Linked DNA regions of Homo sapiens: regions 2 and 3 are each linked to region 1. The links are chromatin contacts, found by Hi-C in ENCODE. All regions are on one chromosome and are shown on one strand. Each heading gives the region's core, a stretch centred on a gene start or an enhancer-like site at or near the end of the contact. The rest is flanking DNA. Distances are from core to core; before and after follow the strand shown. Region 1 holds the start of SLC25A13 (solute carrier family 25 member 13). Region 2 holds the start of ASNS (asparagine synthetase (glutamine-hydrolyzing)). Region 3 holds the start of PEG10 (paternally expressed 10).

Region 1 (2,812 bases), core at 74-2,573:
TGGGGAGCCTGGAGAGACTTAAGTCATAGAACAGCATTTAAATATATTTGTCTGCTTACAATTTCCATTGCAAATGTGATTAGTTTGCTTGAATAAATAGGAATATGATGTGTTGGCCATGTTTTCCTCTTGAGGGTTATCACAGAGTTTTGATTAAGGACAAATGTTTGAAATGTTAGGTATATTTAAGTTCACTGCACTTAAAATGAGCTAAGAAGTTGTATAGGCTTGATTAGAGGGCTGCCTTCGTGAACTTAAATTAAAAGCAATAAATTCCAAATGATTCAAGTGATTGGGACTAAATATGGTATTCTGCCAGAGAAGTTGAAATGCAGTCCAAAGAGACTGAAATGGTGTCCAGGTTTCAAGAAATGGTGAAAGAGGAAAGGTCAAGTGTTGGAGTTGCCTTTCCTCTGGGTTAGTGAATGATTCACATTACACAGAACCCCTTTCAAGTACAACTTCACAGGAGTGACAGGCTCCCAGGACAATCTGTTTCATCGTTCCCAAAAAGAAGCCTCTCAAATGCTCCGAGGCGGGTATCTAAGTGTTGTCAGATGGAGAGAGGGAGGGGGAAGATGGGAATGATGGGAAAGCGGGGAGGGGGAGAGTCCCTGGACTTTTTATTCACAAAGGCGCAGACCAAGTCTCCTAGGCAGTTTCCAAAACGGAAGTCAAAGTAACTTCCCCACCCGCGGGAGGGCGGAGCCCTTGAAACGTAATAGGATCAGGCTTCAGCCCGGGCTCTGGCCCCTGGAAGAAGCCGGAGTCAACAACCAGCGGGGTCAGGAGCAGGAGCGCGCTGGGAAGGTAGAGAGGACCCCCAGCGCTTGCCGGCCCAGGGTGCACCAGGCCCCAGTCGCGCCCGCTCCTCCTCGTCGGCCCTGGCTCAGCCCCGTCAGGCACCAACTTCCCTCCCCGGCCAAGTGGGAGTGTCCGGCCCACAAAGTTTCCGCTGCGAGGTCGGGCCTCGGTCTCTGCACCGACCGCCTGTGCTGCCCGGGAGGAGTGGCCCCCTCCCTCCAGCAGCCGCAAGGTGGAACGGCTGCCCGGCACCCCATTTTGCTCCGCCTGTGGCACCAACCCAGACACGTGAGCGCCCGAGCCTCTCGCACCCCCAGGCTGATCCGGCAGGCGCGCTCCCCCCGGCCTCGGGCCCGCGGTTACCTTGGCGGCCGCCATGATTCGCCCCGGTTGCGGGCGACTGCGGGACCCACTGACTGGCTGGCTGGCGTTTGGGACCCGGGCGGCTCACTTCTAGTCCCGGCGGCGGCGGCGGTGGGGGCGGCGATACGGCCAGGCAGCGTGCGTTCCTGGCCTGCCTCCCCACGCCCTCCCGCCGGCGCGGGTCATGTGGATGCTGCCCGCCCATTGGCTGGGCCCAGCCTTGGCCGCCGGGGTGCGCGTGATCCAGCGGCCTCTGCCCTGCAGCCGGGGAGGGCTCAGATCCTGGGGCAGTGGCTGGACAGGGACACGTGACCCCGCTGCGCTGTCCAGCAGCGGCGGCCTCTGCGGCGTGGGCAGAGGTAACTTGGCCGTGTGCAAGCCCGTCACCTGAGGGCAGGTGGCCCCACCAGGGAAGCTGCTGGCTTCTGCTGATACCAGGGGCTACTGGGCCCTCGGACCGATGGGAGGGGCAAGTAACGACAGATGGTGCACGGCCTGGGGAAGTTGAGAACTCCACTAGGACACATACTTTGCTGGATATTTTTTCCCCTGTGCGTTCCCTTTGAAGGAGCTCCACTTTACACTGGATCCAAAAAGACTTTGATCCAAAAGCATTGACTTAGAAGGCGAGATTGCAAATATTGCTGGCACGCCTACTTTTAGATCAAAATCGGTGAACTCTTAAGAACCCAACAAGTGAATGTAGTGCAGAACGTATATTCATGAAACTACTCCATTTCAGCCCTACCTGTTAAAACGGTAGAAGTCAAAAGGCCCGGGTCAAAAGACTTCCCCCAAATAGGCCCTACTAAAATAAATAAACAAGCATTTTAATGAAAATTTGCTTATATGACCTCCAGGCCTTACTCCTCTTCATCAGGATTTCATTCTTCTGTCCTTGTAATCAAAATTTATAAGACAGTGGTGATCAGGGAAAAGGACTTTTAATGTATTGTAGGTTGTGGATGTAATATGGCAGCAAAAAGCACTTATTACTAATCAGTTTAATTCATTAACGTTGATTGAGTGCCTTCCTACTATGTGCTAGGCACTGTGCTTGGTGCTGGAAACCCCGAAATGACTTAAGAACTGGTTCCAACCGTTAAACAGCTTCAGGGCTATTGGGAAAGAGACACATAAATGTTTACTTCAGTATAACCTGTTAAGGCAGCAGACTGTTCCCAGGGCTCAATAAGAATACTGAGAATTCTCATGCCACTATGAAGAAATACCTGAGACTGGGTAATTTATAAACCAAAAGATTTAATTGACTCAGTTTCGCATGGTTTGGGAGACCTCAGGAAACTTACAGTTGTGGTGGAAGGCACCTCTTTACAGGGTTGCAGGAGAGAGAATGAGTGCCAAGCAAAGGGGGGAAAGCCCCTTGTAAAACCATCAGATCTCATAAGAACTCACTATCACAAGAACAGCATGGGAGTAACCGCCCCCATGATTCCGTTGTCTCTCACCGGGTCCTTCCCATGACATGTGGGGATTATGGGAACTACAATTTAAGATGAGATTTGGGTAGTGACACGGTCAAACCATATCAAAAGGTAACTTGATCTTGAGCTATGGGATTGGGGCAGTGGCACGACTAGTGGAAGGAGTCTGGCCCAGCAGGTAGGGGCTGTGTCATGGTGGG
Region 2 (2,867 bases), core at 277-2,776, 1.6 Mb after region 1:
CATGTAAAGTACACTTATTTTTTCTAGTAGGAAAAAGCCAATTAAAACTATAACCTATTATTTTTATTGGAATCAGTCTTATAGGAGGGCAAAGTTCCTACTGCCGCTACCTGTTCTCAATATTTTTCTTATTTCTTCCTAAACTTCTAGAACAGTGCTGTCCAATAAATATATATGTAAGCCACATATGTAATTTTAAATATACTAGTAGCCCCATTAAAAGAAAAAGGTGAAATTAATTTTAAATAAACTTAACTCAGTATGTCCCAAATAGTAACATTTTAACATATATGTAATCAATATAAAATATTATCGAGCAGATATTTTACACTGTTCTTCCTACTCCAACGACAAAATCCAGTGTATTTAACACAATACATCTCAGTTAGGACTAGCCAGCACTTCAAGTGCTCAACAGTTACAGGTGGCTAGCGCCTACCGAACTGGACATGGCAGTTTCAGTGCATTTAATTTCTATTCCACTTAGTGCTACTTACAACTTCACCCTCTCCCTTTACTTTTATATTAAGATCTCAGTAAGTAACCAACTACAGACAGGTTCAAGCCCTACTTTACCTCTAATTACTCTTACAGCAATGCTATGAATCATGATTTAAAATTTAAAAAAAAAAACTGCTGTTAAATTATTAGTCAAGCGCCCAGGGCAATGGACAGTAAAGAAATAATGTAGGCCACGGGCCGAGATGAAAACTGTCCTTTTTATTTAAAGCTATAACAATCATCTGAAGCCAGCCCTGCAAAATGACAGCCATTGAAAAAGGCATGCTAGTTCTTTTGCCTTTTTCTGTACTTGGTCGCCTGTGTCCCTAAACAGACCTCTTCTCGGCAGGGTTTGCTCAGCAAGTCACTTGATGAGTCTTGCAGTCTACAGAGACAGGTGGGGACTGGTGGGGATGGCGGGGTGAGAGGGGAGGAGGAGGGTGAGCGGTCCAGGTGAGGAGGGGGGCAGTTGAAGGTGAAAGCAGACACCGAGACGGTGATAAGGCCGCAGTCTCTTCCTAGATCAGGACCACGCGACACCTGACTGCGCCCTGGCCACGAGCACGATCCGACCCGTCCGCCGCAGGGACCCGGACCGCGAAAATGTCCACAGGCTTCGACGCCACATAGTAAAAAAAAGTACACATATAACATTTACAGGGGCTCAAACTGCCGCTGCCTCCTCTCCGGAGCGGTCCGGCCTGCCGGCCGCGGTTCCCTCTCGATGCTTCAGGGAACCAGGACAGAAAGGTCCTTCCGCTAGCTGTCAGGTGCGTAACAATCGCTAGGCGTCCGCCCCGCCCTCCCTACCGCAGGAGCCGCAGCATCAGCAGGCGCCCGCGAACCGCGTCTGCCGGGTGCCAGGCTGAAGACCGCATCCTCCACCCCTTCCTTCCGGAGCAGCCCCAGGGCACGCGAGGAGGATGCTGGCGCGGGGCGCAGGGCACGGGGCGCAGGACCCGGCTCACCTGGGCGTAAGCAGGTCAGGGTGATGTGGCGGGCTGAGGCCAGGGATGTGGACAGCTTGACGGGCGGCGAGGCCGCTGGCGCTTATACCGACCTGGCTCCTGTAACGCGTGCGGGAAGTTTCATCATGCCTGCGAGGACCAACCAGCGCGCACAGGGGCGGGGCCGCGGGGTGTCCGGGGCGGAGCAGGACTAAGTGGGGCGGCGGAAGGGCGCAAGGAGGAGCTCTTTTGTTTCCAGCGCCTTGCGTCTCAGTGCGCCTGTTTAAGGATAGCCTCAGAGCTCCGCCCAGGCTACCTGCTGTTCTGACAATTAGGGAGGCTTCTGAACTTGGTTTGTTCTTCGGGAAATCATCACCGTTTTTTTGTTGCACTGCCGTCTGATTTATTATGCAGTGCAGAGAAAAGCTTGTCCTAAGAAACTGATGCGTGAGGCCTAAAATGTCCTTATAAGATCTATTAATAAATCGGGGCCAGGAGCGGTGGCTCACGCCTGTAATCCCAACACTTTGGGAAGCCAAGGCAAGAGGATCACTTGAAACCAGGAGTTCAAGACCAGCCTGGGAAACACAGCGAGATCACATCTCTATAAAAATTGGTGGCACACCATGGTAGTCCCAGCAACTCAGGAGGCTGAGGCAGAAGGATAGTTTGAGCCCAGGCGTTTGAGGCTGAGGTGAGCTCAACTCCAGCCTGGGCGACAAAGGGAGACCCCCATCTCTAAAACAATAAAATCTAAATCTAATTGATACATGAAGCCAAAATACATCAGTGGTCCTTAAACATTTTAAGTACAAAGATTCCTTTTAGAATCTCAAAAAGGATTTTGTCAACTTGCCTCCACAAGATGATTATGTGCTTTTAAGTATCTCTTTGATGAAGAAAAGACATCACGATTTTTAAAAAGTATCATAACACTCTTAAATCGTATTTTACTAATTACATCAGCACCGAAATAAATTGAGAAATAGTAAAATTATATGTGCACGACCTACTAAGATCAGACTACAGTCAATGCTTGGAGAGCATGCAGGTTTGATATCCCCATACAACGCATTCCTGACTAAATCAAAAACGTCAACAATTTAAAATCCCTAAGAACAGAAGATGGAGTAGTCGCTTAGTAGTTACAGGCAAGAGCAAAGATGAGAGATGACTTGTTCTAAGGTTCATTGTTGCTGGAAAGTTTTCAGTATCAAACAGACTTTGCTGTATCCTAATTGACGTACTTTAAACCTGAGAGCAATGTGGGAAAGTAGGTCTTCTATCTACATTTTACAAATGAAAAAATAAGACTCAGAAAAGTTGAGGGATTTATCCAAACACAGCTTCACAACAGTAGAGAACTGAGTCATAATCTGTGTAAACCCAGAGCCCATTTCCCGTAGCATCTTGCCTATG
Region 3 (2,700 bases), core at 7-2,506, 1.7 Mb before region 1:
GCAAATATTTGTGGCCGAATCTCGGCAACCCGCTGGAAAGGATTAAACGTGCGGTTGCCGTGACTAAACGCATTCATTCACCCTACAAGATTTAGGAAAATGTAACGTTGCAAGGGAAGCAAGGTCTCTGTGTAAACCTCGTAATCGCCACCAAAAGTCGGTAGCTGGGAGCCTTCAAAGCCCGCCAAACACACTGGAAGCATCCACAGCTGTTTTAAATTGGTTTTGGTTTCTGGAAATAGCGCACTCGGTACGGCAGCATCTCTGGCCTCCAGCCGGGGTTAACCCTGACCTGAACGCCCTGTTTAGCTCCCAGCATTTCATGATTCCGCTTCCCTGCTCCGTAAAACCGAAGAAAACCGAGATTTCCGTCACCGAGAAATGCACTTAGCAAGAGGGGGAAATTCGGTGTTTTAAATGTCACATTTTTGTGTTCTCTACCACTATCAAGAAAAGGAAAAAAGATGTGTTTGTGTAGCGGGGACGCAGCTTGACACCCATTTCCTTTGGCTCGCATCGCGGTCGCAGAGCCCAATCGCGGGGAAACGGGCCCCCCAGAAAAACAGGCAACGACCCCCAGCTCTTTGCTACAGGGATCGGGAGAGGACTACCCTGGGGCTGGGCGGGGAGGGGGATGTTGGGAACAGGAATTGGAGATGGAATTTCTGCGCCCGCAGAGCAGGGAGGGGCCCGCGGGGGCGCGGAGAGGAAAAAAAGGCCAGGGGTCAAGCCTGGGGAGAGAGAAGCTGGGCCGGGGAAATGGGGTACAGGGTGTACTGAAGGAGGGGTACGGTGGGGTCCGGGACAGAAAGAGAGGCTGGTGCCCAAAGGGCGCGCTCAGGCGCCCGGAACCCGAGCGGGGGAGGGGGAGGCGGCGGCCTGTTGGCCCCGGGACCTCCACGTCGCGCGCAGGCCACTAACCTGTCAGCAAGAATGTGCCAGTGGTCGCGGGGCTCATCCTGCGTGTCCCCCGACCCTGTCCCGTCCAAGCACAGGGGTCTCCCAGCTCCCACCACCGGGGCAATTGCATTCTTGGCCTGGCTAGGCCGTCCGTCCTCGATTCTCCCCTCCCCTCCCTTTCTTCTTCCCTCCCAGCTTGGCCAGTTCAGCATCAGCATCCCGCACCCCCTCGGTAATCCCGTACTCCCTCTAGCGGCGGGCCACTGCAGCGTGGCCACCGCCCCCACCCCCATCCCCCATCCCCGCACCCCCCTCCACCCCCTAGCCCGCGGAGCACGCTGGGATTTGGCGCCCCCCTCCTCGGTGCAACCTATATAAGGCTCACAGTCTGCGCTCCTGGTACACGCGCTTCAACTTCGGTTGGTGTGTGTCGAAGAAACCTGACTGCGCCCTGAGGAGAACAGCGGAGAAGGTCCACCGAGCCTGGCGAAAGGTCCGCTGAGCGGGCTGTCGTCCGGAGCCACTCCGGGCTGCGGAGCACCCAGTGGAGACCGCGCCTGGCTCAGGTGTGGGACCCCATCCTTCCTGTCTTCGCAGAGGAGTCCTCGCGTGGTGAGTATGCGGTGAGGACGTTTTTTTTTTAAAGATCACGTTCATTCCCCGTGCTTATCGGGAGCTGCGGGAGATGGAGTAGCACCCCAGAATGTCTCCACGCAAAACTTGTCACGCCTTCACTGGCTGTACCCCAAAACAAATGGGGAAACCAAGCCTTAAAGGCTTGGGTTTCCAGGACCAAGTCCAGATACGGGCTGTAGACAGAGATGAGCTGCGGACAGTGATGAGCTGCAGACGGTCAGGAGCTATAGATCGATTTGCAATTTGCTCTTCAAATGCGCTACCAAGTGCCATGCTTTACAAACAGATAAGCGCTTCAAATGCGCTACAAACTGGCGCTTCAGATGCGCTACAAGCACGCTTCACGCGGGCGACAAACTGATGGGAGCTACAACTGGCGCTTCATTGCGCTATAAACTGATGGGCGCTTTATGTGCCACAAACTGACGGATGGGCGCTTCAGTGGCGCTACAATCCAGAACGAGGAGCAGCGATATAGGAGCTGCAGACAGAAAACTGAATTGCGCTTTACATGCGCTGCAAAATCTGAGCTGCAGAAGAGTAGCACTACAAAAAACGCTACAAAAACGATGCGATTAGCCAGCCCGACAACAGCGCTTCATTGCGCTGCGAGGCACATGAACTGCAGAGGTACATGAGCTGCGGAACAATTCACACCTAAGATGCACTACAAAGTGGTAAGAGCTGCAGAGGTACAGGAGCTGCAGACCGTTTGCGCTACAAATAAAGCAGCCGTAGTGGGACATGAGCTGCGGAGTACAATTCCTCTGTTTTCTTGGAGCAGGACCCCACCCTTTCACCTTTTGGAATGGCTCCCACTCTATTTTTCTGCAGGACGGTTCTCGCATGATGGTGCTGGTAGACAAAATGGAGCCCCGGGCAAAAATTAGTGTTTAACATTCTGCCCACACCATTCCCGCTATAGCAGTGGAGTGGAGGGGCACTGATTGGAGTGGAAATGGGAATCTTTTGGTGATGGCAGAGCAGGCTGCCTGCCTACTTGTGCTTGATTGAAGTGGCGGTGTAGTTGTGGTGGCGCGAATCAGCGTCCAGCAACAGTTTGTGGAAACTGTGGGTTTGCTGAGTATGGCGGGGGAATTGGATCTGTGGATTGCTCTTGCTGCATGAAATGAATCTGGCTTTGGTGACTGGTGGGAGGGGTTT

What was found. A loop is a pair of places that touch in the nucleus more often than their neighbours do. Pooled maps may share reads with other maps.
Region 2: a loop to region 1 is called in a map of HepG2, with 17 times the contacts of the local background. The contact joins the promoter of ASNS here to the promoter of SLC25A13 in region 1. A Hi-C loop is called at or near these places in 1 of 168 maps with a recorded cell type or tissue (HepG2), 3 of 37 single-sample maps with no recorded cell type and 11 of 50 pooled maps.
Region 3: a loop to region 1 is called in a map of naive thymus-derived CD4-positive, alpha-beta T cell, with 15 times the contacts of the local background. The contact joins the promoter of PEG10 here to the promoter of SLC25A13 in region 1. A Hi-C loop is called at or near these places in 1 of 168 maps with a recorded cell type or tissue (naive thymus-derived CD4-positive, alpha-beta T cell), 4 of 37 single-sample maps with no recorded cell type and 9 of 50 pooled maps.

Annotation. Positions count from the first base shown.
Region 1 is chr7:96,320,775-96,323,586 of GRCh38, forward strand. SLC25A13 (solute carrier family 25 member 13) reads right to left here and starts at 1,324. Exons shown (of 18, transcript NM_014251.3): 1 at 1,168-1,324. The coding sequence starts at 1,182. RefSeq lists a silencer at 1,120-1,459.
Region 2 is chr7:97,870,882-97,873,748 of GRCh38, forward strand. ASNS (asparagine synthetase (glutamine-hydrolyzing)) reads right to left here and starts at 1,527. Exons shown (of 13, transcript NM_001673.5): 1 at 1,470-1,527. The region is part of intron 7 of CZ1P-ASNS (CZ1P-ASNS readthrough); the gene reads right to left. RefSeq lists silencers at 1,249-1,358, 1,669-1,758 and an enhancer at 1,408-2,123.
Region 3 is chr7:94,655,069-94,657,768 of GRCh38, forward strand. It overlaps PEG10 (paternally expressed 10), which reads left to right and starts at 1,257. Exons shown (of 2, transcript NM_001172437.2): 1 at 1,257-1,523. The coding sequence starts at 1,519. SGCE (sarcoglycan epsilon) reads right to left here and starts at 1,065. Exons shown (of 11, transcript NM_003919.3): 1 at 922-1,065. The coding sequence starts at 1,030. RefSeq lists enhancers at 413-1,190, 2,460-2,509.